Linked DNA regions of Homo sapiens: all the other regions are linked to region 3. A link is an interaction called in ENCODE POLR2A ChIA-PET data of the cell type or tissue named here. Cell type or tissue: GM12878. All regions are shown on one strand. Links, peaks and the distances in the headings refer to the core of each region. The heading gives the core; the rest is flanking DNA.

Region 1 (10,631 bases), core at 3,440-8,439, 120 kb before region 3:
ATTCAAATTATGCACCTTTGGAAAAAAATTCAATGAAGCAAGAAGCAACATTGTATTCCTCGTGTCAGATGGCACATGCCTTGGATTTGTTGTCCAATTTGATAGCTTATTTAAGATGATGTCTTTTCTTCTTCTCCAGCATGAATTTATGTTTTCTTTCTCTAGTATTCTTTCAGGAAGTACTTTGAAACTAAGTAAATACTCTCTTATCAAACTTTTAATTTATTCATATATTTATATGTACCAATATGTACTCATGGTTCTTAATTTCCTTCAAAGGACTATATGTGTTACTATCATTAATTCATAATTTTGATGCTTAATTTCTCCCAGTCCAGTGAAGGAAAATGATAGCCAGAAACACAGGTGTAACAACAGGCTTATTGACTTAGCCGGGCTTAATAGGGTGTAGTCAGGGAACAGCTTTGTTTTCTTCCACTCTTGCCTCAAGCATTTTTTGTCAGAAACATTTTCCTTGCTCTTGGTGACTTTTCCGATAGATCCCATGAGTTTTTCAGTCACTTCAGATTCTAACAACACTACCATTTTTAGATTATGTAGTTCCATCCAACCTAAAGTAAAACCTCAGTATCTCATCCAATTCAAAGTTTATCCTCTCTCCCTAGCTCAGGCCTGATTCACTACCTTCCATGCCACTGGCTAGGAGGGGTCTGATTGCTCCTGTTACCTACCTGCCCCCCTGTATTAGTCTGTTTTCACACTGCTATAAAGATACTACCCGAGACTGGGTAATTTATAAAGGAAGGAAGTTTAATTGACTCACAGTTCTGCATGGCTGGGGAGGCCTCAGGAAACTTATAATCATGGTGGAAGGGGAAGCAGACACCTTCTTCACAAGGTGGCAGGAGAAAGCGAAGGGGGAAGAGCCCCTTGTAAAACCACCAGATCACATGAGAACTCACTCACTATCATGAGAACAGCATGGGGAAACTGCCCCCCGATCCAGTCACCTCCCTCCCTCTACACATGGGGATTACAAATTAGAGATGAGATTTGGGTTGGGACACAGAGCCAAACCATATCACCCCCACAAGGCTCCTCCAGAGTTGGGGTGGGCAGTGTGGGGGCGGGGAAGAAGGCACGCCAGCAGCACTGTTTGCACTTTTCTCTTGCCTGTCATATGACCTCTCTCACATCACATTTTCAAATTCTAGTTCTTTCTTGGTGTGCGGCAGTTGAGCCTTTGGAGATTTCCCTGAAATTTTATCTCTTTGGGGGAGTCTTACATAAGAATCAGCTTTTAGATTTATTTCCCCTTTATACTTTGTTTTCTGTTCATTAATTTTCATCTTTATTCTCTCTTCCAAATTTATGTTTTGTTTATTTTGGTGTTCTTGTTCTAAATTTTTTAACTGGACCTTAAATATTTTTTAACTTTTTTTCCTTTTTTTTTGAGACAGAGTCTCACTCTGTCACCCAGGCTGGAGTGCAGTGGCACGATCTCGACTCACCGCAACCTCTGACTCCTGGTTCAACCATCATGCCTGGCTAATTTTTGTATTTGTTGAAGAGGCAGGGTTTCACCATACTGGCCAAGCTGGTCTCAAACTCCTGACCTCAAGTGATCTGCCTGCCTTGGCCTCCCGAAGTGCTGGGATTACAGGGGTGAGCCACTGTGCCTGGCCTAAATTTTTTCCTTAATAATAAAATATTTAAGGCTATGAATTCCCATAGGAATAATTTGAACTATGTTGTGTATATTTTGGTATGAACTTTTTCCTCATTGCTTTGTATATGGTTTGTAATTTCAGTTTTGTTTACATTTTGATAAGAGTTATTTAGAATATTGTTTCTTTCTTCTTTTTTTTTTTGAGACAGAGTCTCGCTCTGTCACCCAGGTTGGAGTACAGTGGCACAATCTCAGCTCACTGCAACCTCTGCCTCCTGGGTTCCAGCTATTCTCATGCCTCAGCCTCCCAAGTAGCTGGGACTGCAAGCACGCACCACCACACACAGCTAATTTTTTTTTTCTTTTTTTCTTTCTGTATTAGTAAAGATGGGGTTTCACTATGTTGCCCAGGCTGGTCTCAAACTCCTGGCCTCAAGTGATCCATCCACCTCAGCCTCCCAAAGTGCTGGGATAATAGGAGTGAGCCACCGCACCTGGCCTAGAATATTTTTTCTTAATTTTCAAGTAATTAGAGGGTTTTTTGAGGGGTATCCCTTTTCATTACTTACTCCTTTTATTTTCTTTTTTGGATTATAATCAGGGAATGTGGCCTATAAAATCTCTACTCCTGTATATTGACTTAGATATCCTTTGGAAACAAAAACAAGATTAACTTTTGTAAATGTTCCATTAAAACACAAAAGAAATATAGTTATGAAATGTAACATTCCATACATGTTTTAGGTCAAATTTGTTGTTTGTTTTATTCTATTCTTCTGTTTCTATTTATTTTGTCTGTTAGATATATGTGAGTCTGAAAAAGGTGTGTTAAAATCTCCTAACATAAAGATTATGCTTTATATGTTTAGCTACTACAATGATTGGTGAACATGACTTATGATTGTTATACCTCTGTTATCAATTTGCCTTTTGTCATTACATATTAATATGCATGCTGTTTGGACCGCTAATAGGACCGCTAGACTTGACTTCTTTTGATTTATATTTATCTGGTGGATCTTTTTTTTTTTTTGAGATGGAGTCTCGCTCTGTTGCCCAGGCTGGAGTGCAGTGGCACGATTTCAGCTCACTGCAACGTCTGCCTTCAAGCGATTCTCCTGCTTCAGCCTCCCAAGGAGCTGGGATTACAGGTGCCTGCACCACACCTGTATAATTTTTTTGTATTTTTAGTAGAGAAGGGGTTTCACCATGTTGGCCAGGCTGGTTTCGAACTCCTAACCTCAGGTGATCCACCCGCCTTGGCCTCCCAAAGTGCTAGGATTACAGGCGTGAGCCACCGTGCCCGGCAGTATCTTTTTACATATCCTCTGAAGTTTAACTTTTCTTTCTCACTTTGTTTAAAGTGAGTTTCTTTTGTTTGTTTGTTTGTTTGTTTGAGGCGGAGTCTCCCTCTATCACCCAGGCTGGAGTGCAATGACATGATCTGGGCTCACTGCAACCTCTGCCTCCTGGGTCCAAGTGATTCTCCTGCCTCAGCCTCCTGAGTAGCTGGGATTACAGGCATGTGCCACCACGCCCAGCTAATTTTTGTATTTTTAGTAGAGACAGGGTTTTGCCATGTTGGCCAGGCTGGTCTTGAACTCCTGATCTCCAGTGATCCGCCCGCCTCAGCCTCCCAAAATGCTACGATTACAGGTGTGAGCCACAGTGCCTGGCCTAACGTGGGTTTCTTAAGTAATATGTGTTTGGGTTTTGATTTTTAAATCACACCGTCAGTTGCCACTAGTTATTATCCTACTACTTTCTGATATTAAAGTTGTAGTTAGAAATCTAAAGCCAGTCTTAATCTTTTTCTATGTAAACAATTTGTTCTTTCTATCTAGAAGACTGTAGAACTTTGTCATTACCCTTGGAATTACAACACAGTAATGGAATCTCTAGTGTGTTCCGGTTTTCATCCCCTGTTCCTTGAAACTCAAAGAATTCTGAGGATGAAACTCTTTCTTTAGCTCTGTAAAATTTTCTTCACCTGTTTGTTTAAATATTGTCTCTCCTCCTTCGATTGCTTTACTCTTCTGAAATTCCTATTTATTTACAAGTTACAACTTCTAGATCCATCTTCTGGTTCCTTTATATTTGCTTTTTTGATGTCTGACTTTAAATGTTTGCTTTTTTGAGAGATTTCTTTCCCTTGTACTTCCAGACCTCTGTTCACTTCTCAATAGTTACCATACACTTTTTCAGTACATCTGCTATATTTTTAAACTTAAAAAATCATGTTCTTGAGTTCCAGTTTAACGCTGTAATTGAAGCTCCTCAATTGCACTAATTACTTTTTCTGTTCAAGTTGCCATGCCCTTTTTCAGCAGTTCTATTTTGCTGGCAACCGCCATTTCTGGATGCTCTGCTCACTCTTCCCCATTCTGGCTTTGTTGTTCCTTTGCCTATGTTATTCACCTGGGGCCAGGTCTTCAGCAGCAGCTATCTCTTGAGTACAGGAGGCTCCATGGTCTCTGATCCTGTAGACAGACAAGTCCTCAGCTGGAAAATGCTTATCTTATCTTCTCTGCTCCCCAGTTTCCTTAGCTACAAAGGTTAATTTTCTCTTAGTTGTAAAGATACAAAGTCTTTTTTTTTTGTTTAAATTTTAAAAATAATTGAGATGGAGTCTCGCCATGTTGCCCAGGCTGTTCTCAAACTCCTGAACTCAAGCAATCTACCCGCCTCAGCCTCCTAAAGTGCTGGGATTACAGGTGTGAGCCACCAAGCTTGGCCAAAGATACAAAGTCTTATTTCATTCGCCACTCCTTGAGGGCCAGAGAGACCAGCAAGTCCTTCTAGGTATAGTTGTGTCAGCTGTAGGCTGGGTTGCTGGGTAGAATATATTACATGGGACAGACTTACATAAAAAGAATTATTCATTATTGATCTAAAATTCAATTTTTGTTTTGTTTTGTTTTTGAGACAGGGTCTCACTCTGTCACCCAGGCTGGAGTGCTGGAGTGCAATCAGAACTCACAGCAGCCTTGACCTCTTGGGCTCAAGCAATCCCTTATCCTCAGCTCCCTGGAGTAGCTGGGATTATAGGTACGCACCACCATGCCTGGCTAATTTTTGTATTTTTTGTGGAGATGGGGTTTCCCTTTGTCGCCCAGGCTGGTGAAGTTGGAATTTAGCTGTGTGTTCTTTCTCTCTTTTGGGTAAATTTGGCTGCCCTAAGGCCAGGCGTGTTGGCTCATACCTGTAATCCCAGCAATTTGAGAGACTGAGGTGGGCGGATCACTTGAGGTCAGGAATTCAAGACCATCTTGGCCAACATTGTAAAACCCCCGTCTCTACTAAAAATACAAAAATTAGCCGGGCGTGGTGGCAGTTGCCTGTAACCCCAGCTACTTGGGAGGCTGAGGCGTGAGAATCACTTGAACCCTGGAGGCGGAGGATCAGTGAGCCCGAGATCACACCACTGAACTCCAGCCTGGGCAACAGAAAGAGACTGTCTCAAAAAAAAGAAAAAAAAATTGGTCTGCACTGATCAGCTGGGTTGTTCTCCTTCTTGTCTTTTCTCTTGTCTATGGATCCCATGGGCCAAGCTCTCTTCAGTAACCTCAGAGCTCTGACCCTTGCCTCAAGGTACCTCTCAGGCCCCAAGCTCTCTCTGGCCTGAAGGATGCTCCGGCCCAGGTCCAGTACAGGCCCTCTCTGTATTGAATCCCCACAGCACCTAAAACCCTGCATGCCCTTCCTTCTGCCTCCTAGGCTCCATTTGAGAAGGAGTTACAGTTACATGGAGCTGGGAGAGGAAAAGGAGACACAGAGGTGCACGTTAGGTAGCTGTGGTAGAATATGTGAGGAAAATGATTCTTAGAGCCAGCTAACCTATCATTTAAGTAGGAAGACGGGCAAAAATATTTCCAGACCTGAAAACCCTCAGAAATCCTCTTTCTCGAGTATTTTTATGAATAGGTAATGTGAAGATGTCCTCAAGCAAACAAGAGAGTAAAACAAGAAAGAAGAAAATGTGAGCACTAAGAAAAAGTCAATCCCGGCAGGGAGCACAGTGCGGGGCCGTTCCCGAGTATGAGCGGTGCAGCAGGCCTGGAGAGGAGCCAGGTCAACCGGAGCACACGCACAGAACTCCAGAAGGGAGGGGGCCGCAGACGAAACAGCGCACGGGAGGGAACGGAAGAACCTAAGGATGGGATCAAAGAGAGGCAATCTGAGTCCTTCCAGTCAACTTTTATTTGAGATGTGATAGGATCATTCAGGGCCGATCACATCAGGGATCCCACTCAAAATGTACCGTATTTAGGTTCATATCCCCAGGGCCAAGTTGAAATCAAACCAATCTCTGAATAACGATATAGGATATATGTAAAAGGCCAATGAATGCGATACACTCTGCTCAAATTCAGACACCTGAGGTCTCAAAATAACTCATTTCAAAACTTGGATTCCCACTTTTGTCCTGCCTCCATTCATTCTACCTAAAGAAAACCAAACTAAAAAATAGGCTTGTGGTTCCAGTCTAGCTTATAAGAAGTTGCTACTGTTTCCCACCACAAATAAAATGCAGAACAAACTGAAAAATCAACAATTCTATTCTTAGATCCATAAGAGAAGTGAAGTCACAGGGCAAACCGCTGCCCCCATAATGGAGCAACTGAGCGGAAACCCACAAGCTGAAACCTCTCAGGAACCTGTGTTGGGGAAGGGAAACCTGAATTGCAACTGATGAATTGCTGGAGGCTCAGTGTGGACAAGTTTGAGAGATATTAATAAATATTCCAGGGGACTGAGTCCCCCTCCAGGAGCTCAAACAGTTCCTCGCAGTGAATATTGGAGACGAATCCTCTCCTTCTGGCATGGGGAGGAGAAAAGGAACCATTTTGAAATACGCCAGAAAACTGTGTTCTTAACAATGCCTGCCCTCAGGAGAAACTATTTAACCAGAGCCTAACCTGCTGGGGTTTCATCAGACCCTAACTGACCCAGGGAAAATAAATGCCCAACTCCAACCCACTCTAGCCATTCAGTCCACCTGTGCAGGGTGGGAACTGAGACACATCTGTGAAGTTCACAGTCCAGAGGCACAGGCTGCCTAAAGAACAGATACCTAATTGTGAAATTATAGAACACTTCCCCACCCCAACACCATACCACCACATTACTAAAGGCTAATCGACAGCAGTTCCTTTTAACCAGTGCCTCATGTCCAGCTATCAAGAAAAAATTACAAGACATATTGAAAGGCAAAAATGTAGTTTGAAGAGACAGAGAAAGCCTGAGAACCAGCCTAAAATATGTCAGGGATGGTGGAATTATTAGGCTGGAAATTTAAAACAACTATTATTAACATGCTTAGGGCTGTAATGGATAAAGTAGACAGCATGCAAGAACAGATGGGCAATGTAAGCAGAGGGATGGAAATCCCAAGAAAGAACCAAAAATAAATGCTAGAGCTCAAAAGCAGTGTAATCAGAATGAAGAATGTGTCTGATGGCTTATTAGCAGACTGCACACAGCCGAAAAAGAATCTGTAAACTTGAAGATACCTCAGTAGAAACCTCCCAGACTAAAGAGCAAACAGAAAAAGAAGACTGAAAAAAAAAACAAAAAACCAGAACAGAATATCCGAAAAGAGTGGGACATACACAAATGGAAACACCAGAAGGAAAAGAATGAGAGAAAGGAACAGAAGAAATATTTGAATAGCAATGATTGAGAATTTCCCCCAAATTGTCTTCAGTCACCAAACCATAGATTGAAAAAGCTCAGGGAACACAAAACAAGATAAATTCCAAAAGAAAACTCTACCTAGGCATATCATTTTTAGACTAGAAAATCAGAGGTAAAGAAAAAATATCCTAAAAGAAGCCAGAGAGAAAAAACTTTGCCTATAAAGGAGCAAAGATAAGAATTATATGTGACTTCTCAGAAACCATGCAGGCAAGTAGAAAGTGGAATGAAATACTTAGCGTGGATGGAAAAAAACACCACAAACCTAGAATTCTGTGCCCTGTGAAATTATCCTTCAAAAGGTGAGGAGAAATTAAAGCTTTCTCAGACAGACAGAAATTGAGGGAAATTGTTGCCAGTATACATCCTTGGCCAGAAATGTTAAAAGAAGATCTTCAGAGAGAAGAAAAATGATACAGGTCTGAAACTACCATCTACATAAGTAAAGGAAGAGCATCAAGGAAGGAATAAGTAAGGGAAAGAAAATTTTTATTTTTCTTGTTCTTAATTATCTAACAACAGTTTGTTCAACATAATAATAGCAACAATGTATTCAATTATATATACATACAGATTCCAGAGAAATTAAAAGAATAATCAAGCAATACTTTGAATAACTCTGTGTCCACAGATTTGATAACCTAGATGAAATGGGGATAATTCCTTCAAAGATCCAGTCTGCCAAAAGTCATACAACAAGAAACAATCTTAATAGGCCTATACCTCTTGAAGAAATTGAATTAATTAATTAATAACTTTTCAAAATAGAAAGCACCAGGGCCAGATGGGTTTATGAGTGAATTCTACCAAACATTTAATAAGGAAATTATATCACTTCTCTACAAACTCTTTCAAAAGATAGAAGCAGAGGGATTACTTCTTAACTCATTTTACGAGGCCTGCATTATTCTAGTACCAAAACCAGACAAAGGTATTAGAAGAAAACTACAGACCAATATTTCTCAAGAATGTGGTTGCAAAAATCCTAAAATATTAGCAAATCAAATCCAATGTTATATTAAAAGAATTACATACCACAACCAAATCGGAGCTATCCCAGGTATGTAAGACTGATTCAACATTTGAAAATCAGTTAATGCAATCCATCACATCAACAAGCAAAGAAGAAAAATCATATGATTATATCAACAGATGCAGAAGAAACATTGGATAAGATCCAAGACCATTTCATGATAAAGACTCTCAATAAAGTAGGAAAGAGTGAAACTTCCTCAACTTGATAAAGAATATCTACAAAAGACCTACAGCTAACATCATACTAAGTGGTGAGAAACAAGAAGCTTTCCCACTAAGATCAGCAACAAGGCAAGGACATCTCCTCTCTCACTACTGCTTTTCAGCATCATAATGGAAGTCCCACCTAATGCAATAAGTCAAGAAAAGGAACTAAAAGTATACCAATTGGAAAAAAAGAAATAGAACTGTCTTTGTTCACAGATGACATGATTGTCTATGTAGAAAAAAAAATGACCAAAAAAAAAACTCTCCACAAAGCCCTGGAACTACTAAGTGATTATAGCAAGGTTGCAGAATGCAAAGTTAATGAAAAATTCAATCACTTTCCCATTTACTGACAATAAACAAGTGGAATTTCAACTAAAACAATGCAATATCATTTACTTTAGGACCCCTAAAAATGAAATACTTCGTTAGAAATCTAAAAAAATATGTTCAAGACCTATATGAGGAAGACTAGAAACCTCTGATGAAAAAAACAAGACCAACTGAATAAATGGAGAGACATTTCATGTTCATGGATAGGAGAACTCAACATTGTCAAGATGTCAGTTCTTTACAACTTGATCTATAAATTCAACATAATCCCAATCAAAATCCAAATAAGTTGTTTTGTGGATATCCAACAAACTTATTCTAAAGTTTATATGGAGAGGCAAAAGCCCCAGAATTACCAACATAATATTGAAGGAGAGCAAATTTGGAGAACTGACATTATGTAAGTTTAAGACCTACTATAAGCTACAGTAACCAAGACAGTGTGGTATTTGTGAAAGAATAAACAAATAGATCAATGGAACAGAAAAGCCCTAAAATATACACACATAAATATAGTCAAGTGATCTTTCACAAAGGAGCAATGATAATACAATGGAGAAAAGACAGGTTTTTCAACAAATGCTGCTGGAATGAGTAGACATACACATGCCAGAAAAAAAAAAAAAAAAAAAAAAACCTGGCCGGGTGCAGTGGCTCATACTTGTAACCCAGCACTTTGGGAGGCTGAGGTGGGTGGATCACAAGGTCAGGAGTTCAAGACCACCCTGACCGACATGGTGAAACCCTGTCTCTACTAAAAATACAAAAATTAGCTGGGACTGGTGTCATGCACCTGTAATCCCAGCTACTCAGGAGGCGGAGGCAAGAGAATCACTTGAACCTGGGAGGTGGAGGTTTCAGTGAGCCAAGATCATGCCACTACACTCCAGCCTAGGTGACAAAGCGAGACTCTGTCTCAAAAAAAACAAAAATGAAAACAAAAACAAACAAAAAACCTAGACACAGACCTTATACCCTTTACAAAAATTAGTTCAAACTACATCACAGAGCTAAATATAAAACACAGAAATGAGTGGCTGAATGGATTAAAAAAAAAAAAAGACCCAACAATCTGTTGCCTACAAGAAACACACTTCATATATAAAAACACTCAAAGACTGAAAATAAAGGGATGGAAAAAGATATTCCATGCAAATGTAAACCAAAGAAGAGCAGAAGAAGCTATGCTTATGTGACACAAAATAGATTTTCAAGACAAAAACTATAAAAAGAGACAAAAGTCATTACATACTGATAAAGGGGTCAATTCAGCAAAAGGATATAACAATTTTAAATATGTATACACCCAACACTGGAGCATCCAGATATATAAAAACAAATATTATTAGAGCTAAAAAGACAAATAGACCTCAATACAATAATATCTAGAGACTTCGACACCCCACTTTCAGCATTGAATAGATCATCCAGACAGAAAATCAACAAGGAAACATCTGACTTAATCTTCAGTATAGACCAAATGGACCTAATCAATATCTACAGAACACTTTATCCAATGGCTGCAGAATACACATTCTTCTCCTCAGCACACGGATCATTCTCAAGGATATGCCAGATGTTAGACCACAAAACAAGTCTTTAAAAATTAAAAAAAAAATTGGCCGGGTGCGGTGGCTCACGCCTGTAATCCCAGCACTTTGGGAGGCCGAGGCAGGTGAATCACAAGGTTAGGAGTTCGAGATCAGCCTGATCAACACAGTGAAACCCC
Region 2 (10,631 bases), core at 2,266-7,265, 200 kb before region 3:
TAACCTTTATAGGGTGCACAGAGGAAAACACACAAGCCATGGGAGACATAAGAAAATGACATGTAGCGTTGCATTCATTTTACCAGTGGGAAATAAAGAACCAATAAGGTCAATGACAAAATGAATAGAGAATTATCTATTATAAAAAGAAAGAGGCCAGGTTCAGTGGCTCATGCCTGTAATTCTAGCACTTTGGGAGGCAGAACTGGGATCACTTGAAGCCAAGAGTTCAATACTGGCATGAACAACATAGTAAGACCCCATTTCTCTTTTTTTTTTGAGACAGGGTTTCACTCGTCACCCAGGCTGGAGTGCAATAGCATGATTGTAGCTCACTGCAGCCTTGATCTCCCAGGCTCAAGCTATCCTCCCACCTCAGCCTCCCAAATAGCGGGGCTACAAGTGGGTGCTACCATGCCTGGCTAACTTTTTTCTCTAAAGCAGAGACAAGGTTTTGCTAGGTTGCGCAGGCTGGTCTCAAACTCCTAAGCTCAAGCAATCCTCCTGCCTCAGCCTCCCAACAGGCTGGGATAATAAGAGCCTGGCCAAAAGACGCCACCTCTACAAAAAATAAAAGAATTAGTCAGGCATGGTGGCATGCTCCTGTACTCCTAGTTACTTGGGAAGCTAAGGCAAGAGGGTCACTTGAGCCCAAGAGTTTAAGGTTACAGTGAGCCATGATCGTGCCACTGTGCTCCAGTCTAGGTGACTGAGTGAGACCCTGTCTCAAATAAATAAGTAATTTTAAAGAGAAATGAGATCTAATTTCTGGATATTATACCATTTGCTAAACCAAAATTCCTACATTTTAAAACAAGTCATATACCAAAACCTTTTAGGATTACACTCTGGCCTCTGAATCAACAATACCCTAAGAAGAACTGCCAAGACTAGAATTCTGTCCATAGTATGTGGTCAGCTCTGCAGTGGTCTTTCTCATTCTTGAGGCAGTCCAGGTTCTGGATGCTTCGAGCTTTGCTATGAAGATAAACCCAACTCTAGAATGTGATGGCTGGGCCAGTCCCAGTCAATCTACATCTACGTAAGACACTTGTTTAGAAAGCTCCCTTTTTCTTAACTCCTTGTCTACTATGTCAAAAGCCAAGACTCAGCAGAGGACAAGAGACAGTTGTTTATACAGGTGCCACTTTCTAAAGGGTCCTCACAGAAGCAAACCTCTCCCCACAGAGCTGGACTCAGATCACAGGCCTAATGACACCATGGGGGGTGTCAGTAGGGGTGGGGGGATCCTGCACCAAAGAGAGAAGCAGGGTCCTGGGATGAGGGGGATGGGAACCAAAACAAAATTGAATGAGCATAGACTCTACTTTGCCAGGCTTCCACATCTGGGGGTAGGATGCTATGCACTAGGTAACATGAAACATACTAAAATAAAAGCATACGTGGAAACGTAAAGATTGAACCCAGAATTGCTTATTTAAGTCCTCAAGTTTTTTTTTTTTTTCCTAAAAGGAAACCACATTCCTTCACTAACCCTCCTTCATCCCCACCCCCACTGCCTGACCCCAAGTAATAGCCGTTTCTGTCCAGAGTTTAAATGACCTCTGCCCTTCCACCCACTTTATCTTCTATAGGAATTTCATTCATCCTTTTGTTGCCCACTGGAACACATTGTGCCCTCATTTTCCCTCTCACTTTTAATCATATGCCTAAAGAAAGTCTTGTAATAGGCAAAGGAAGCAGCAATGGGTAGGGGAGAAAAGATGAAAATTAAGTCCTACTGTGATAAAATTATACTTCTTTTTAGTAGGACAGACACAAATGTTTCTTAAAAATATGAGTGTATGTGTATGATATAATAATAAATAATTGTTTTCATTCCTAATTACTAAATTAAGAACATATAATCTAAAAGGCAATTAGTCATCTTAGTTATACCAATTTCACTCTGTCTTAGTGCCCCAAGGAGAAGAGGAGATGACACACACTGAGTTTTGAATCAGGCATCAAACATCTAGTCTGAAGCTGCATCAGGCTTGGCATCAAACATCTAGTCTGAAGCTGCATCAGGCTTGCCTTATCTCTCTGCCTCCTTCATTCAGGTCCAGCTCCTGGAAAGCTACCCAACATTCATTTCAAGTCCTTTGTAATTCAAGGGAAAGCCAAGAAGTAGGAGTGGGCCTACGCAGAAACCCCTGGGCATGAATAAAGATTTGAGAACTTTTCTCAAGATAGTTACTGTGACTAAAAAAATAAGCAAGGGACTGAAAAAAAGAAAAAAAAGAAAAGAAAGAAAATGAGACAAAAGATGAAAAACACACCAAACAAAATAAAAAATGAGGCAGTAGGACAGGGCGTGGTGGCTCACGCCTGTAATCCCAGCACTTTGGGAGGCTGAGGAAGGTGATCACTTGAGGTCAGAAGTTCGAGACCAGCCTGGCCAACATGGTGAAACCCCATCTCTACTAAAAATACAAAAATCAGCCAGACACGGTGGCACGCACCTGTGATCCCAGCTACTCAGGAGGATGAGGCAGGAGAATCGCTTGAACCCAGGAGGCGGAGGTTGCAGTGAGCTGAGATCATGCCACTGCACTCCAGCCTGAGTGACAGAACAAGACCCTGTCCGAAAAAAAAAAAAAAATGAGGCAGCAAGTTATAGAAAAAGAGTGTCCTTTCAGCCAACTTGTCCTTCAGTTCTCAGATAAGGATCCACTTCATCCGGGATGCTTTCCCTGATGCCAAGTCAGTTTAAGGTATCGTCCCCCGGGAACTCTCCTACTACATTCCTCATCCTACAGCACCTATCCTCGTGGGCTGTAATTAAATAGTTAACAGTCCACCTTCCCTACTGGAATAACAGAGTGAGGACAGGGACCATATCTTGCTTGTAATTGCAGTATTTTCAGTATCAACATTAGCTCATGGTGAGAGTCAGTAAGCACTATTAGAAAAGTAAACAATATAAGTTCAAACCCTGGTCCCACCATTAACTCACACTGTGACATAAATATACTCAAGTTTGCTTATCTGTAAAATGAAGATAAGAAGATAGATAACACTGTAATGTACCGGAAAGTGTTGGTGCAATTCATGCCATGCAATAAATGTTAACTGCTTTTTCTTCATGCCCTTTCTTTTATTTTTGGAGACAGGGTCTCACTCTGTTGCCCAGGCTGGAGTGCAATGACACAATCACGGCTCACTGCAGCCTTGACCTCTCAGGCTCAAGCGATCCTCTCTCCCTAGTCACCCAAGTAGCTGGGACTACAGGCACGCATCACCACACCCAGTTAATTTTTGTATTTGTGTTTTTTTGTAGAGATGGGGTTCGCCATGTTGCCCAGGCTGGTCTCAAACTCCTGAGCTCAAGCAATATGCCTGTCTTGGCCTCCCAAAATGGTGGCACCACAGGCATGAGGCACCATGCCTGGACTCTACACGCCATTTTATTAGTTCTCAAACCTCTATTCTGATAGGTCCTTTCCTGCCTTCCTCTCTCACTAATGCATCTCCTCCTCAACTCCATCTGGAGTCTTTCTGCTATTTTACCCTTCTCTCCTCTTGCCCTTCCCTCCTACTCTCCTTTCAATATTCATTTCCCTTACATATTTGCATCATCTTATAATGAAGAATTATTTGCATTTGAAAACTGAACTTTACCTTCTAATTCACATGAAGACAAAACACCTTATATGACTACTTGGCTCATACTCCAGATATGCTTTAACCTATGATTATTTGTAGAATGATTGAAAAATCTGAGTAAATGCTAATTCTATAAATTACAGTGAAACATTATGCAGATTTTAATCTATCACTTCCAAAAGTGGTGTAAGCCTCTTTTAAAATTAAATAAAACCCTACTAAAATAGAATTACATTTATGTAAATTATGTATGCAAAATATTTTCTTTTCATAATAACATGTTAAATTAAGTTTAGCCTAAAGTGGCCTCCTTACATATTTTAGGTTCTGCCTAAAAGTGTCTCCATGCATAGTCGACTGTGACCTGACTGGATGTGTAAAAAGACTGTAAACTACCCTTGTGTCAATCACTGAGTTTCAGCCAATTAAAGGCTGTTCCAATATCATATTCAAATAAGGTTCAAAACATCAAGCTATAATGAAGACAGTTGTTTCTGTACCTCAGTTCCATTTTCTGTACATCACTTTCCTCTCTCTGTCCACAAACCTTCAACCATGCACAGAGCCGGAGTCTCTCTCAACCTATTCTGGCTCAGGGACTTCCCGATTTGCAAATTGTTCTTTACACAATTTAGCTTGTCTAAGGTTTCACTTTTAACACATGCATAATTTAGCATAATTATTACTTAATTTTTGTGATGCAGCTTTAATGCTCTCAAAAAACCTCACTTCCTCAAAACATATTTATTTTTATAGAACAATGCAAATAAGGACAAAAGACAAAACACTTATATCCTTAAACCCAAAATCCCATAAAATATCTCTACTGACCTTTGGTGAGCAGGATTTAGTATTATGACCCATTCTCCAAAGAAGAAACTAGCCGGGCACGGTGTTGAGCACGGTGGCTCATGCCTGTAATCCCAGCACTTTGGGAGGCCAAGGCGGGCAGATCATGAGTTCAGGAGATCGAGACCATCCTGGCTAACACAGTGAAACCCTGTCTCTACTAAAAATATAAAGAATTAGCTGGGCGTGGTGGCAGACGCCTGTAGCCCCAGCTACTTGGGAGGCTGAGGCAGGAGAATGGCATGAACCCGGGAGGCGGAGCTTGTAGTGAGCTGAGATTGGGCCACTGTACTCCAGCCTGGGCAACAGAGCGAGACTCCGTCTCAAAAAAAAAAAAAAAAAAAGAAGAAGAAACTAAATCAAAGAACGCCAAGCTACCACCTCTCCCTGGAGAACTGAGAATAAGCAGGTTATCGCAATAGCACTTGTCTACTATGAATAAGGGACGAGTCTAAACTGTACTTAGTACAATTCAAATGAAGGCCTGCGTGCTTCTAGAGCATTTTTCATAATTAAAAGGGGGGAAGTGTTATGAACAATTAAAGCCTAGATACAGATGTGTGAATGTATGTGTGTGGTTTATGGATGAAAATATTCTCAAGTTTTATTTCAGTATATGTCAGAGAATCTGTCAGATGCCAATCAAACTGGCACATCACACTGACTCCATCCCAAGTCACCATCTGGATAACTGCACTCCTGACACCATCTCTTGGAGAGGGGGCTTTTCAATGTAATGAAAATATCAGAAAAATTGCAAAAGTCACTGTTACATGTTTTTTCCCAAATGTAACTAATCATTTCACCTGCCATTCCATTACTTAGTTTTTTGTTAATAATGTTGGAAGTAATAAAGGTTTCTATAAGATCTTGTTTTCTAATTTTTTTTTCTTTTCTTTTCTTTTTTTTTTTTTTTTTTTTTTTTGAGACAGAGTTTTGCTCTTATTGCCCAGGCTGGAGTGCAATGGCACGATATCAGCTCACTGCAACCCCCGCCTCCCGGGTTCAAGCGATTCTCCTGCCTCAGCCTCCCAAGTAGCTGGGATTACAAGCATGTGCCACCATGCCCAGCTGATTTTGTATTTTTAGTAGAGACAGGGTTTCTCCATGTTGGTCAGGCTGGTCTTAATCTCCCGACCTCAGGTGATCTGCCTGCCTCAGCCTCCCAAAATGCCAGGATTACAGGCGTGAGCCACCGCGCCTGGACTATTTTCTAATTTCTAAAAGATTCTCTGAAATATTTAATCAATTACAAAGAAAAAGTAAAACTTTCTGGCTTGATACAAGAGAATGACACAATAATCCCAGGACTTTTTAATATTTAAGCAAGTATCTATATGTTTTTTCCCTTTTCATAATTTCCTTCCATTTTTTTCCCTTTTAAAAAGACTCTTTTACAGCAGTTTTAGGTTCACAGCAAAACTGAGCAGGAAGTACAGAGAGTTCCCATATACTCCTAAACACAGACAAGCACAGCCTCTCCTACAATCAATATCCCTAACCAAAGGGGTACATTTCTTACAATCAGTGAACCTACATTGACAAGCATCATCAACCTAAGTCCACAGTTTATATCAGGGTTCCCTCTTGGTGTTCTATGCCATGGTTTTGGAAAAATGTTTAATCACATGTATCCACCATTACAGAACCATACAGCATAATTTCAGTGTTCAAAAAAATCCTGCGTGCTCAACTTACTCATTCTCCCTGCCCCTTAACTTCTGGCAACCACTGATCTTTTTACTGTCTCATAGTTTTGCTTTTTCCAGAATGTAATATAGTTCAAAGGACATTTTGGTTGCTTCCAAGTTTTGGCAGTTATGAGTAAAGCTGTTATAAATATCCATGTGCAGGTTTTTGTAAAGACATAAGTTTTCGACTAACTTAGGCAAACACCAAGCAATGCACTAGATCATATAGTAAGAGTATGTTTCGTTTTGTAAGAGACTGCCAAATTGTCTTCCAAAGTGACTGTACCATTCTGCATTTCCACCTGCAATGAATGAGAATTCCTGTTGATCCACATTCTCACCAGCATTTAGTGTTGTCAGTGTTCTGGATTTCTGTCATTCTAATAGGTACCTGGTGGTAGCTCACTTTAATCTGCATTCCCTAATGACATGTGTGTGAAGCATCTTTTCATATGCCATATGTATATCTACTTTGGTGAAGTGTCTGTTCAGGTCTTTTGCCCATTTTTCAATCCAATGGTTCATTTTCTTACTATTGAGTTTTAACAGTTCTTTGTACATTGTACATTTTAGCTAACAGTCTTTTATCAGATATATCTTTCACAAATATTTTCTCCTAGTCTGTAACTTGCCTCATATTCTCTTGACAGTGTCTTTTGCAGAGCAGAGTTTTTAACTTTAATGAATTTCAGCTTATCGAATGTTTCTTTCATATACTGTGCCTTTAGAATGCATCTAAAATGTCACCACCAAATCTAAGTTCATCCAGATTTTCTCTTCTTGGAGTTTCATAGTTTTGTGTTTTACATTTAGATCTGTGGTCCATTTTGAATTAATTTTTGTGAAGAGTATAACGTCTGTTTCTAGATTCATTGTTTGCATTTGAATGTCCAGTTACTCCAGCAGCCATTTGTTGAAAACACTGTCTTTTCTCCATTCTATTATTTTTGCTCCTTTGACAAAAGGTCACTTGACTATATTTATGTGAGTCTATTTCTGGGCTCTCTAATCTAGTTCATTAATCTGGTTTGTCTTTCTTTCACCAACACCACACTGGCTTGATTGCTGTAGCTTTACAGTAAGTCTTGAAGTTGGATGGTGTGAGTCCTCTTTGTTTTTCTCCTTCAATATTGTGTAGGCTATTATGGGGCTTTTGCCTCTTCATATAAACTTCAGAATCAGTTTGTCAATATACACTGATATAGTTTGGATGTCTGTCCCCTCCAAATCTCATGTTGAAATGTAATCCTCAATGTTGGAGGTGGGGCCTCGAGGGAAGTGTTTGGGTCATGGGGGCGCACCTCTTATGAGTAGCTTGGTACTGTCCTTGCAATAATGAGTGAGCTCTCACGAGATCTGGCTGTTTAAAAGTGTGTGGCACCTCCTCCCTCACTCTCTTGCTTCTGCTCTTGCCATGTGAGGTACCTGCTCCCACTTCATTGTCTGCCATGAGTAAAAGCTCCCTGAGGCCTCACCAGAAGCCAGGCAGATGCCGGCACCATGCTTCCAGTACAGCCTGCAGGACTGTGAGCCAATTAAACCTTTTTTTCTTTATAAATTACCCAGCCTCAGATATTCCTTTATAGTGATGCAAAAATGGACTAAAACATCCACAAAACAACTTGTTTGGATTTTGATTGGGATTGTGTTGAATCTATAGATCAAGTTGGGAAAAAAACTGACATCTTGACAATATTGAGCCTTCCTATCCATGAATGTGGATTATCTCTCATTTGTTTTTTATTTCTTTCATCGGATTTTTGTAGTTTTCCTTGCACAGATATTGCATGTTTTGTTAGCTTTATAGCTATAAGTATATAGGTCCATATATATGTGTATATATATATAAGTATTCATTCTTTTAGGTGCTAATGTAAATGGCAATGTGTTTTTAACTTCTAGTTTCATTTGTTGATGCCATATAGAAAAGTGATTGGCTTTTGTGTATTAACCTTGTATCCTTCAACCTTGCTAATTGACTAATAAGGACTAAAAAAACTTTCAGGAGTTTTGTTGTCAATTCTTTTGGATTTTCTACGTATATTATCATGTCCTCTGTAAACAGACATTTTTATTTCTTCCTTCCCAATCTTTATACCTTTTCTTTTCTTTGTCTTATAACATTAGCTAGGACTTCCTGTATAATGTTGAAAAAAAGTGGTGAGAGGGGACATCCTTGTCTTGTTCCTTACCTTAATGAGAAAGCTTCTCTTTTCTCCATTAAGTATGTTGTTATCTGTAGGATTTGGGGTAAATTTTTTTTCTTATCAAGTTGAGGTAGTCCCCTCTATTGCTAGTTTACTGCCAGTTTTTATCAAGAATGGGTGTTGAATTTGGTCAAATTCTGCATCTACTGGTATGACCATATAGTTTTTCTTCTTTAGTTTGTTGCTGTGATGGATTACATTAATTGATTTTTCAATACTGAACCAGCCTTGCATACTTAGGATAAATTCCATTTGGTCATTGTGTATAATTCTTTTATACATTGTTGCATTTGATTTGACAATATTTTGGTAAGACTTATACACCTATGTTCATGACAGATATTGCAGTTCCTTTTCTTGTAATGTCTTTATCTGGTTTTGGTATTAGGTTAATGCTGGCCTCATACAGTAAGTTACAAAGTATTCCCTCTGCATCTATCTTCTGAAAGAGACTGTAGAGAGTTGGTATAATTTCTTCCTTCAGTGTTTGGTAGAATTCATCACATCTGGGCCTGGGGATTTGTTTTGGAAGGCTATTAATTACTGATTAAATCTCTTTAATAAATATAGACCTATACAGATTGTCTCTTCACTTCCCTTAGTTTTGTTTATTATTGAAGTTTCATTATATTTCTCTCAGAAACATCAAATTCACAGATTTATTATCTATAAATATGTGGGATACTAATTTGTTTTCTAATAGTCAAGTAATGTATTTTTTGTTTTTTTTTTCGTTTGCTTGTTTGTAACTTCCTGTGTGTGTGAAGCGTGAAGGGTCTCACTTCATCGCACAGGCTGGGGTGCAGTGGTGCAATCATGGCTCACTGCAGCCTCAACCTCCTGAGCTCAAACAATCCTGCTGCCTCAACCCCCCAAGCGGCTGGGACCACTGGCACACACCACCATGCCTGGTTAATTTTTGTATTTTTTGTAGAGACAAGGTTTTGTCCTGTTGCCCAGGCTGGTCTTGAACTCCTGAGCTCAAGAGATCTGCCCACCTTGGCCTCCCAAAGTGGTGGGATTATAGGCATGAGCCACCATGCCCAGCCTAATAGTCAGGTAATGTAGTATCTGTGATATATGTTAGCTATATTTGTATCAGTAGTTTAAGGCAGGCAAAATATTACTATTGAATCTTTAGAAGTCCATATTCTTAGTTTGTTATAACACATTTGGAAAAAAAGAAATAAAGAAATAAAAATAAAAGTCTATATTCTGAAAAAGCTTCGAAAAAATTGGAAATTATAATGTTTTAGAAATTATAATTGTAAATTATGAAGTTTAAGCATTTAAAAATTTTCATTATTTGTCTTCATGAGACCTAAATTAAAGATATTCAGCTATTTTTAATTTTTTTCTAGAAGATTTTGAGATATATTTTCTGGCTAAAATTTTCCATAACTGTTCTTGCTCCTTTTATTGTTGTTGTGAGGATAAATAAAATCTATGCATTTACTACCATGGAGCACATAAATGTCTGTTCAGAAATAAGAAATGCTTTCTCCGCCAGGAATGGTTGCTCACCTCTATAGTCCGAGAACTATGGGAAGCTGAGGTGGAAAAATCAGTTGAGCCCAGTGGTTTGAGACCAGCCTAGGTGATGAAGTGAGACCCCCATCTCACTCAAAAATCACTAATTCAAAAATAATTTTTAGAAAGCTAGTTAATTGTCTTCAGTATTTTTCCTTCTATTTATATTTTTGACAATTTGATATTTCATTTTTCAACATTATAACTTATAATAAAGCAAAATACTATCTAGTACCTCATGCAGTACACTTCCCATGGTCTTCCATTTTTAAAAAGTGAGTTTGGGCTAGGCGCAGTGGCTCATGCCTTTAATCCTAGCACTTTGGGAGGCCGAGGCAGGCGGATCACTTGAGCTCAGGAGTTTGAGACCAGCCTGAGCAACATGGCGAAACCCCATCTCTACAAAAATTACAAAAAAAAAAAAAAAAACCAGCCAGGTGTGGTGGTACATGTCTGTAGTCCCAGCTACTTGGGGAGCTGAGGTGAGAAGATCGCTTGAGCCCAGGAGGTTGAGGCTTCAGTGAGCCAAGACCATGCTATTGCACTCCAGCTGGGTGACAAAGTGAGACCCTGTCTCAAAAAAAAAAAAAAAAAAGTGAGTTTGAAATTTAAAATTTTCTTGCTATTTCTTATATAGTCAGACAAGGCTTGGTTCAACACCCTGAGCTGGGTTGGCTTGACAGGACTAGCACTAGACCTGACCCAGAGGTAAAGGCAATTGTGGGAAGAGCGGACGGACCTGGGA
Region 3 (10,631 bases), core at 719-5,718:
GCCCTGGTAAAATAAACTCAATTCTAGTTTACTCCTTTTGTTAACCAAAATAAATTTCAAGTGGTCATGTAATTTGACAACTTACCTCCTGGAACAGGTTTATACCAACCCACTAATCTGACAGCTATCAACTGGATAAGCCCTTCATGTTCACAGTACTCCTTGATAGACTAGTAAGTCCCCCCACCTACTCCCCCATGGCTTTGGAGGCTTTTTTCCCTATAGATTTATTTATTCTCATTTTTCCTTTTCATATTTTAAACAATACAAATGATTTTTTTTATTTCAATAGTTTTTGAGGTAAAGGTGATTTTTGGTTACATGGATACGTTCTTCAGTGGTGATTTCTGATATTGGTGCACGCAACACCCGAGCAGTGTACACTGTACCCAACGTGCAGTCTTTTATCCCTCATCTACCTCTCACCCTTCCCCCCTTGAGTCGCCGAAGTCCATTACATCACTCTTATGCCTTTGGGTCTTCACAGCTTAGCTCCCACTTATCAATGAGAACATACGCTATTTGGTTTTCTATTTCTGAGTTACTTCACTTAGAATAATGGCCTCCAGCTCCATCCAAGTTGCTGCAAAAGACATTATTTCATTCCTTTTTATGGCTGAGTAGTCTTCCAAGGTACGTATATTCCACGTTTTCTTTATTCACTCGTTGGTTGATGGGCAGTTAGGTCGTTTCCATATCTTTGCAATTGCAAATTGTGCTGCTATAAACATGGGTGTGTGTGTGTCTTTTTCATATAATGACTTCTTTTCCTTTGGGTAGATACCCAGTGGTGGGATTGCTGGATCGAATGGTAGTTCTACCTTTAGCTCTTTAAGGAAACTCCATACTGTGTTCCATAGTGGTTGTACTAATTTACATTCCCACTAGCAGTGTAAAAGTGTTCCCTTTTCACCACATCCAAGCCAACATCTATTGTTTTACTTATTGTTTTTCTTTTTTTTGAGACAGAGTCTTGCTCTGTCCCCAGGCTGGAGTGCAGTGGCGCGATCTCGGCTCACTGCAAGCTCCGCCTCCCGGGTTCACGCCATTCTCTTGCCTCAGCCTCCTGAGTAGCTGGGACTACAGGCGCCCTACACCACGCCCAGCTAATTTTTTGTATTTTTAGTAGAGACGGGGTTTCACCATGTTAGCCAGGATGGTCTCGATCTCCTGACCTCATGATCTGCCCGTCTTGGCCTCCCAAAGTGCTGGGATTACAGGCGTGAGCCACCGCGCCCGGCCACTTACCTGTTTTTGGACTTCTTAATTATGGCCATTCTTGGCCGGGTGCAGTGGCTCACTCACACCTGCAATCCCAGCACTTTGGGAGGCCGAGGCAGATGGATCACTTGAGGTCAGGAGTTTGAGACTACCCTGGCTAACATGGTGAAACTCTGTCTCTATTAAAAACACAAAAATCTGCCAGTGTGGTGGCATGCGCCTGTAATCCCAGCTACTTGGGAGGCTGAGGCAGGAGAATTGCTTAAACCTAGGAGGCGGAGGTTGTAGTGAGCCGAGATCACACCACTGCACTCCAGCCTGGGCGACAGAGCGAGACTTTGTCTCAAAAAATAAAGAAAAGAAAAGAAAAAATTACGGCCGTTCTTGCAGGTGTAAGGTGGTATCTCATTGTGGCTTTAATATGCATTTCCCTGATGATTAGTGATGTTGAGCAGTTTTTCATATGTTTCTTGTTTATATTCTTTTCAGAAATGTCTATTAATGCCCTTTGCTCACTTTTTGATGGGATTGTTTTTTTCTTATTTGTTTGAGTTCCTGGTAGATTCTGAATAGTAGACTGGTAAGTTTGAAACAGGTTATTCATCTTTGGTCAAGAGAATTTTATAAAAGAACACTTTCAGTTCTATAATTCTGATTCTACTATTTCTATGTTGTTTAAACAATATTCTATAGTTTTAATATCCACAAAAAGAACTCTTTCTGAAAATAACAGCTCATCTATAACACACTGGCTGAGATCTTCATGTACAGTATTTTTTTTTTCAAGATTGTTACATGATAATTTACACATCTAGCATTTGGTACCATTATAAGTTCAAACAGGAGTACCAAATTTTAGGAAACCTTAAAATGTTTCCTTCAGTTTTTATTGCTGGTTAGTTCTATTTTTTTTCAAAGATGTAGAGAAACATATAACATAGTGAATGAATTCAGTATTACTTGCATTAACAGAACTTCAACTAAAAAATTCTACTCATAGTAATTCTAATACACTCTTTGAGCTCCAGTATTTTTCATATAAAATCAGGAAGTAGTAGTATTCTAGTTACACTACCAAATGTCTTATGATGGACACATTCTTTTAGCCTCTGTTTACTGCAATTAAATGCTGCTGCTGCTCTCTAAGAATAACCACTGTGAATATCTGCTTACTTCAACCGATACATCAGGCTCAAAATGGATTTAAAACATTAATTTAAAACTTAGGAACACTTCCCAAAGACAAAAATTACGGACATTATCTAATAATGGAATACTTTAACAAATCAAAAGACATCTAAGGTACATGTGCTATTTATGTGAATTATACATTCATCATTTTTTGCCACTTTGCATTTGCTTTAACAAGAAATTCTCAAGTTTTCATAAAGCAGATCATTTTTTTGTCCCACTCCCTATCCACAGAACACATCTGGTCTCTCTCCATCCCTTATTCACTATCCCCTAAAGTGAAGAAACACGAGCTGACTGAAGGCAAATTTGCAAGAGGGCACTGACAGTAAAGTGTGTGTCCTTCCTGTTCTCTTTCTCAGATCTGCCTGCCACAGAGTGTGTGCGTGCGTATCCTGTTTCCCTTCTGTTGCCTTGTGGTGAGCACAAATAGCTCAGGCCTACGCCTGCTTTCTAGGGACAAGATAGGTCTCACTCTCAGTCTTCCTGCTACTGGAGCTTGATGGATATAAAGCTCTTATTGTGGGTTAAGAAAGTTTGTTCTTCAGATTCCAAGGACTAGTCACAGGAGGAAAATATTGAGAGGCATGATTTTAAGCCAAACCTAAGGCCACATTTTCCAGTAGAGCTTTATCAAAAATAAAACTGATATTATGATCTTTATCTGACTCTATTTTTTTTTTTTTTTTAGTCTCAGTGGTCATGACTGACTGACTTATATTTTATTTTTGAGATGGTGTCTCGCTCTTGCTGCCCAGGCTGGAGTGCAATGATGCAATCTCGGCTCACTGCAGCCTCTGCCTCCTGGGTTCAAGCGACTTTCGGGCCTCAGCCTCCAGAGTAGCTGGGATTACAGGCATGTGCCGCCACACCTGGCTAATTTTGTATTTTTAGTAGAGATGGGGTTTCACCATGTTGGCCAGGCTGGTCTCAAACTCCTGACCTCAGGTGTTCCACCTGCCTCGGCCTCCCACAGTGCTGAGATTACAGGCGTGAGTCACTGCACACCGCCATGACTGACTTTTATGTCATTTTAACTGGCTGCAAATGAAGTGGAGTTAGCAGGTAATTCTCTATCTCAACCTACTTCAGATTTCATGGGATTATAAATTAATCAAATCTTGAAAATGTTACTATTTTTAAAAATTCCATTGGAAAAATATATTGATAATTTCCCTTTATAAAATCACAACAAATGCAAAGTTTTGATTTGAATCTTTACAAACCTATGTTGGCCTACAGACCATTCACTGCATTATGAAGGCATGTATCCCAGCCAGGAGTAACCTCTGAGGAATACCTTCATACCTGACTAGCAGGCTCCAGATAAGGAGGAGAAATGGGGCTCATGTACACAAACTTTCTTCACTAGCCTTGCTTCAATTTTTCCAATTATTTATGATCATGTATTTTATCATTTATATTCTCCAATTAGAATGGCTCCATGAGCAGAGGATTTTTGTCTGTTTTCCTCACTACTGTTAACTCTAGCATTTAGAGTGGTACCTGGCACATAGCAGATATTTAATAAATATTTGTTGACTAAATGAATCTGCCTTACAATAGCTTGACTCAGAGTGAGAATTTGTGGGCAACTCCACAAATTCATCCTGTATCCACTTGTGAGGACAACCAAACAGGCTTAACCAGTTTGTACTTTTAAAGAAACAGTTGTTCTTTAGAGAAGAATACAAGACTGTATCACTGGCTTTAAACTGCTTATCACCTGTCCTACCTTTGTTTCTTCTGAAGGTGGAACAGTGTTTCCCTAGACTGATTTCTACTTTTAAAAGCCTCCTTGTAAAAGGCTTTTAATCAAAACCCATCACTGATGAATTCTCCCTAACAGGACAAAGAAAAGGAAAGCTTTATGGTAGAGAATGAACTTTAAACCATGCTTCACCATTATCTTCTACTATTGGACTTCTTTGGCCTGCCTATACCTTTATCAAAACAAAGCTAGATTTGGTAAGGTACAAAGCAACCACATGTAAAAAGTCCCTAACTGATGAATACATTCTATCCACTGATAGAATTTATTGGGCATTAACCATGTATTAGATGCTGAGGATATAATGGTGATTGAAAATAGATCCAGTCTTTGCCTTATGATACTTTTAGGGAAGAAAAATATCCTGACTCTGGGAATTCTGAACATAGAAAAGTTATCACCACAAGACTAGAGAACAGTTGTGGCAACAGAAAGGAGAAAGGCTTATCTACGTTTCAGGAGCCATAGGTCTCTGCTGGAATAAGACTGAGAGGGGTGGTGGGGGGAGGGAGGGAGGAAGAGAGAGGAAGAAAGAGAGGGAAAGAGGGAGGCAAGGAGAGAGGCAAGGGAGATTGAGATTGAATGTCTCTTTGATGGAGTTCACTTAATGAACAAATATAAGGACCCAAACTTTTCAGACTGTTCTGATTTGTGGGCTATAAACTCTACCTTCTGTTCACTTAACATCATAGGTGTGTGGTGTTAATTTAGTTTATGTCACTTTTTTTTTAAAGCAACTCTTTACTCCTTCAAACTATAGTTATTAATATTTAAATAGTACAGCTAATTTTTTTTTTTTTTGAGACAGGGTCACGCTCTGTCATCCAGGCTGGAGCGTGACGGCATGAACACGGCTTACTGCAGCCTTGACTTCCTGGGCTCAAGCGATCCTCCCATCTCTGCCTCCGAAGCAGCTGGGACTAGAGGTGGGTGTGTGCCACCATGCTTGGCTAATTTTAAAATGTTTTTGTAGAGGTGGGGGCTAACTATGTTGCTCAGGCTGCTCTCAAACTCCTGGGTTCAAGTGATCCTCCTGCCTCGGCCTCCCAAATACACCTAAATTTTATGCCACATTCCTCTACAACAAATTCCAAAGTTTTCCAGGCAAGTTTTCATATAAGATGGCAATGCAGGAAGTACTTCACCACAGGCAACAGTTATTTTATGAATAAATAAGTGATAAAGTACAAATTTAAATGACCTTTAATCAGTCTTTGTCTCTGTGTGAGAAACTAGATCAGTCACCTCATGTCACTAATACGTCCTTCAAAATCTATACTGATCCACCATGTACTTCACCTCTCTGCATTGTAATTTCCTCATCCGTAAAATGGAGACAACAGTATTAATGGCCAGGTGCGATGGCTCACGCCTGTAATCCTAGAACTTTGGGAAGCCGAGGTGGGCAGATCGCTTGAGGTCAGGAGTTCAAGATGAGCCTGGGCTACACGGTGAAACTCCGTCTCCACTAAAAATACAAAAATTAGCTGGGCATGGTGGTGGGTGCCTGTAATCCCAGCTGCTTGGGAGGCTGAGGCAGAAGAATCACCTGAACCCAGAGGGCAGAGGTTGCAGTGAGCCAAGATTGTGCCACTGCACTGCAGCCTGGGTGACAGGGTGAGACTCAGTCTGAACAAAAACAGTATTTGTCACATAGGGTCACTGTGAGAAGTAACTATATGTCAAGCAGCTAGAACAGTATATAGAATACTATTCATACTATTAGCCAGCTACTATTACACTAATAATTAGTATACTTTTATTAGATGGTAGTTCATAGCTACTTCCCAAGACAAAAAATATTAATAATTGTGAACAATGCAAGGCTGTTTTCTGATCTAGAATCTATTTGCTTAAATTTTAATGAGTTACAGTCATACATCCTACTAGTAACAACAGAAAGGTCAGTATAATCTGTATTACTCTGATAATATGGTCTTAAATTTGGTACTTCTTTTTTATTACCACCAAGAAGTAAACCTCATATTAGTAATCTCTTTCCAAAATTTTATTGGTTGTTATCCAATAACCCTATATAGAAAATTAACTTGTTTAATATTTATGAATGTATTTGACAAAGTGTTCATAATTGTAATTCATCAGAAAGGCACAGCACTCAAAATTAGACATTCCTTTGAAGCATTATTAATATTTTTAGTGGTCAAGGAGGGTTGACATATAACATACTTTAAACACTTTCCAGGCTGCAATTAGGTCAACTGTGATCTGTGGCAGTATTTCTCAAGTGGGGAATGTGGACCACCAGCAGCAGAATTACTTACGGTGTGTGCCAAAAATGCATATTCCTGACCTCTGCTCCAGATATATTAAAACAAATACCTTTAGCTGTGAGGTGTAAGAATCTGTATTTTAGACAAACATTCTTCACGGTACCCACATTAAAATTCTAGAGTTAAGGCTATATGGTTTAAAACAAACTGATCATTAATCAATGGTGAATGAACAAAATGGTGAATGAACAAAAAAGTTTTCATGAAGAAGTTCTAGTTTTGATTAAAAATTGCTCTGTAACCTACTTTAACAAAAATAGCTGGCCACCTAACCAAACTAGAGTCTGAGTTACAGTCATTTTCCATTATAGGTTATCAATTGTATCACCGCCTCATTGGATTTCAAAGTTATCAACCAACAACATAGAGCACTGCATGGCATGCCTTTGCAGTGCCATCCACTGAATAATCTATTAAAAGCTATATTGCAAAATGTGACTCTTTCAAAGACAAACAGCTAATTCATTTGGTAATCTAGAATCTGTCCTTATGTAAACAAAAGCATGAGAAAACAACAATTTTAGACTATTTAATTTTGACCTTTCACAAACTAACCTTCAGTGATCTCCAAGTGTGATACCTCATTTTAGTAAGTCACTTTATAGCTACCTTATAAAATCATCTACTGTATTTACAGTAGAAGTAGTACTGAAGTTATCATAGGTTACAGAATTTATTGGCTGTTACAGAAAACTCCAGTAGAGAAATCCCTTACAGAGGGAAGAAGCAAGGAAAGCATTTATTCCCCTGAACAATTTATATATTTCTCTCCTCTGGGGAATATGGCATAGTTTATAATTCTCTTTTCATTTTGACTATCATTTAAACAAATCTTATACTCAATATTAATAACTATGTAAAATAGTTGCTAATGGCTTGATTTGTAATGCATATTCTCTAGTACAATCTATATATTTGGATGTGATCAATTCTTCTGGTCTGAAGCAGGGTATAAACAAATATGTAGTATAAAAGGAAGGGCAGTCTTCTGGAATAACTGCTTATTCCAGGCCTATCCCTGCTGATGAATGGTGGCAATCAAAGCATTACTCTGACTGCCAGTCTTACAGTGATCAACTAAGCCACTAACTACTATCTGTATGGATGCTTAAACATGTAATTCAGTTTACTGTCATTACATCTTAGTTTCTGCAAAAAGAGCCCTTTAAAGTACATTAAAGGAATGCCTTAGTATCATGATCCAGAGCATATTCCCAGAATTCTAGGGCTCTAAACACGTGGCTAAGGAACTGCTTGTGAGGTGGAGGGCGGGGTAGGAGCAAGAGGACAAGGGAGGACTTGGGCCACAAGAACAGCTCCACTTTTATCTCTTTAAGACATTGTATTCCTTTATTCAGAAAAAAGAGAGACTTTTTCTAGAAAACGGGGAAAAGATCCCACAGATTCGAAAACTAAGGACATCTGCTTAAGGACAAGAATGACTGGAATCTTACCTCCTTCACATCTGAGTTACTAAGAACTAGTTGTAATGTCTCAAACACACTGTGCTATCTCATGTTCATGACAGTTAATTTTGCTTTAAATGTTCTCATGTCTTATCCACCATGCGAACTTTTTCAGAAATCTTTCTTTGTTCTAGGACAGACTTAATCATTTCCTCTTTAGTGGTCCCACTATCCCACATTCATCTCTCCATTACAGGAATTATCATAATGCATTACAAGTGTTTTCACTTATTTGTTCCTTCTCAAACCGTGTGGTAGATAAGATTTACAACAGCATCCTCAAGGTAAATACAAAAGTCTTCTAGAGAATTTCTTATACTACTCACCAAAGTAAACTGACAGCATAAAGATATATTAATGTACATCTTATTTAAGACAGATCTTTGGTGTACTGGTTAACAATCCTCACATTAGGTATCACAGATACATAAATGTCTAGATGTTATCAGAGGTACTCAAAGATTAAGATTAAGCACATGTGGCTGGGCATGGTGGCTCACGCCTGTAATTCCAGCACTATTGAGAGGTCAAGGTGGGAGGATTGCTTAAGCCCAGGAGTTCCAGACCAGTCTGGGCAACATAACGAGACCTTGTCTCTACAAAAAATTTAAAAATTAGCCAGATATGGTGAAGCATGCCTGTAGTCCCAGCTATTCAGGAGGCTGAGGCGGGAAGATTGCTTGAGCCCAGGAGGTTGAGGCTGCAGTGAGCCGTGATTGCACCACTGCACTCCATTCTGGGAGACAGAGCAAGACCCTGTCTCTAATATTAAAAAAAGATTAAGTGCATTCATGAATATACTTTAAATAAAATCACAGTAATAAGTGAAGCTGAAAAGCTAACAACTACTATATTAGAGTTTCCTGTATGTGCTATAGTAGCATGTCCTATAACTGTAATTTTCCAACCTGATGGCCAAGATGATGATGTCTGACATTAGTTGGGATGGCAATTACTAGAAATGGAAATGAAGCCAAGGCCCCACTTGAAAGACTATAATGAGTCACAGTTGAAAAGAACAAAGAGAAGCTCATTTCAGGCCAGGGTAACAGCAAGTGCAAACTCTACTGCAGGAAAGGGACTGGTGTATCAAAGGAAAATGTTAGAATGAGCTAGAGAAAAATGTTTTGAGGTCAGACAGAGAGGCAGTCAATGCCATATGAAACCTTGTAGACCATGGTAAAGAGTCTGAATATTAGTTAAGCAGCAGAAAGCCACTGAAGTCTTAAGCATGGCTGTGATTTGACATAATTTATAATACTAAAAAAGACTTCTGGTTTCTATTTGGACAATGGATTTCACACAGGCAGCCACAGAATTAGGAAGAGAAGTTAGGAAACAATTGGTTGATATGACTAGTAGATTGATGAAATAGATGAATAATCTGTAGGAAAGAACTAGAGTAATAAAGTTGAGTATCATCAGCATATAAATTATATTTAAAGCCTTGGGGTCAGATTACTTGGGAAGCAAATGCAAACAGAGAAGGCCCAGGACATAGCCTTAAAATATCACATTTATCTTCTGGAGACTTCCAGCTCTGGCCATGAGAGAGTAATAATGGCCAGACTTAACTTCCACAGGAAACAACTAGAAAACTGGACAAAATACATGACATTGTGTTTAGATATTAAACAATAAGCAGCACAAGACTGTGATCCCTGTGAGAAGGGAAATGAATGAAGTAAACCCTACCACTAAACTGGCTTTCTGCCTGGAGAAAATATCTGGACTTTGGGTGCAGCCTTGCTAGACTGATGAGACAAAGATCAAAGTCCAGGGAGGTAGAACTAGAAAAGAGAGATTCATTAAAATAAAACAAAAAAAACTTCAAAACTTTGCAAGGTAGTTTTCTTGAGTCTTTGATGAGCACAGGCCATGAATATGCAGAATGAAACTTCACAAAGCTAGGCCAAAACAGCTGGGGAGTTGTAAGCTGAACAATGCTCAGAGCTCATGCAGGTAGGAGATGATCAAACTGACCGGGAGGGAGGTGTTTCCTCAAGATCACCTGTGATGTACAGTGGAGGCCCTAGAGGGTCATGCCTTGGAAATAAGTTAACTAGCTCTAGAATGAAGACAACTTTACACTTGTCCTAGCAAAGCTTAAAAACAAAGTTTAAAAGTGTAAAATAGATCCACAAGTAACTTGACTAACTTAAACCCAATACTCTTTACAGGAAGATAGTAATAACAAAAAAATCAGAGACCTAGGAATATAATATTCACAAGGTCCACCTTCAAATAAAGAATTATAAAACACACCCAGAAGTAGGACAATATGATCCATAACCAGTAGAAAAATAAGTCAACAGAAGAAGATACAGAGATGATGGAACTCGCACATAAGGATATTAAGCCAGCTATTTTAATGGAGTATTAAAGGATAAACACGAACATAATGTGGAGAGAAATGAAAGACACAAAAACAACTTCTAAAGATAAAACACACAATATCGAAATAAAAGGTTCACTGAGTGGGATTAATAGTATATTATTGCAGAAAAAAGATAAGTAAACATGAATACATACTAATAGAATTTATCCACAAGGAAGTACAGAGAGAAAAAAAGACTGAAAACAAAATGAACATAATCTTAGTGACCCGTGGAATGGTATCAAAGAGTCTAACATATGTAACTGGAGTCACAGAAAAGGTAGTAGAGAGAGAGAAAAAATATTTAATTGAAA

What was found. ChIA-PET counts read pairs that join two places held together with the same protein. Peaks named below come from ENCODE experiments on the same cell type or tissue, not always from the same donor. Only the 100,000 strongest peaks of a DNase experiment are listed, where the experiment ranks them.
Region 1: POLR2A ChIA-PET joins it to region 3 with 5 read pairs; 1 of 35 experiments calls an interaction of 5 or more read pairs at or near these places.
Region 2: POLR2A ChIA-PET joins it to region 3 with 12 read pairs; 1 of 35 experiments calls an interaction of 5 or more read pairs at or near these places.

The regions. Positions count from the first base shown.
Region 1 is chr4:169,287,298-169,297,928 of GRCh38, forward strand. All of the region lies in intron 2 of LOC105377529 (a long non-coding RNA gene), which reads right to left. Among named protein-coding and RNA genes, the nearest start is that of SH3RF1, 22 kb to the left of the region's middle. RefSeq lists a silencer at 3,042-3,206 and enhancers at 6,032-6,101, 6,112-6,231. In GM12878, for the core only: no CTCF peak of the experiment used is centred there; DNase peaks (open chromatin) are centred at 6,224 and 6,524; H3K4me3 peaks cover 1,571 bases; H3K27ac peaks cover 1,968 bases.
Region 2 is chr4:169,206,699-169,217,329 of GRCh38, forward strand. The region is part of intron 2 of SH3RF1 (SH3 domain containing ring finger 1); the gene reads right to left. Among named protein-coding and RNA genes, the nearest start is that of SH3RF1, 59 kb to the right of the region's middle. RefSeq lists an enhancer at 4,246-4,295. In GM12878, for the core only: no CTCF peak of the experiment used is centred there; a DNase peak (open chromatin) is centred at 4,193; H3K4me3 peaks cover 1,193 bases; H3K27ac peaks cover 1,753 bases.
Region 3 is chr4:169,408,202-169,418,832 of GRCh38, forward strand. The region is part of intron 31 of NEK1 (NIMA related kinase 1); the gene reads right to left. Among named protein-coding and RNA genes, the nearest start is that of SH3RF1, 140 kb to the left of the region's middle. RefSeq lists enhancers at 2,721-2,910, 8,930-9,009. In GM12878, for the core only: no CTCF peak of the experiment used is centred there; a DNase peak (open chromatin) is centred at 2,800; H3K4me3 peaks cover 390 bases; H3K27ac peaks cover 2,531 bases.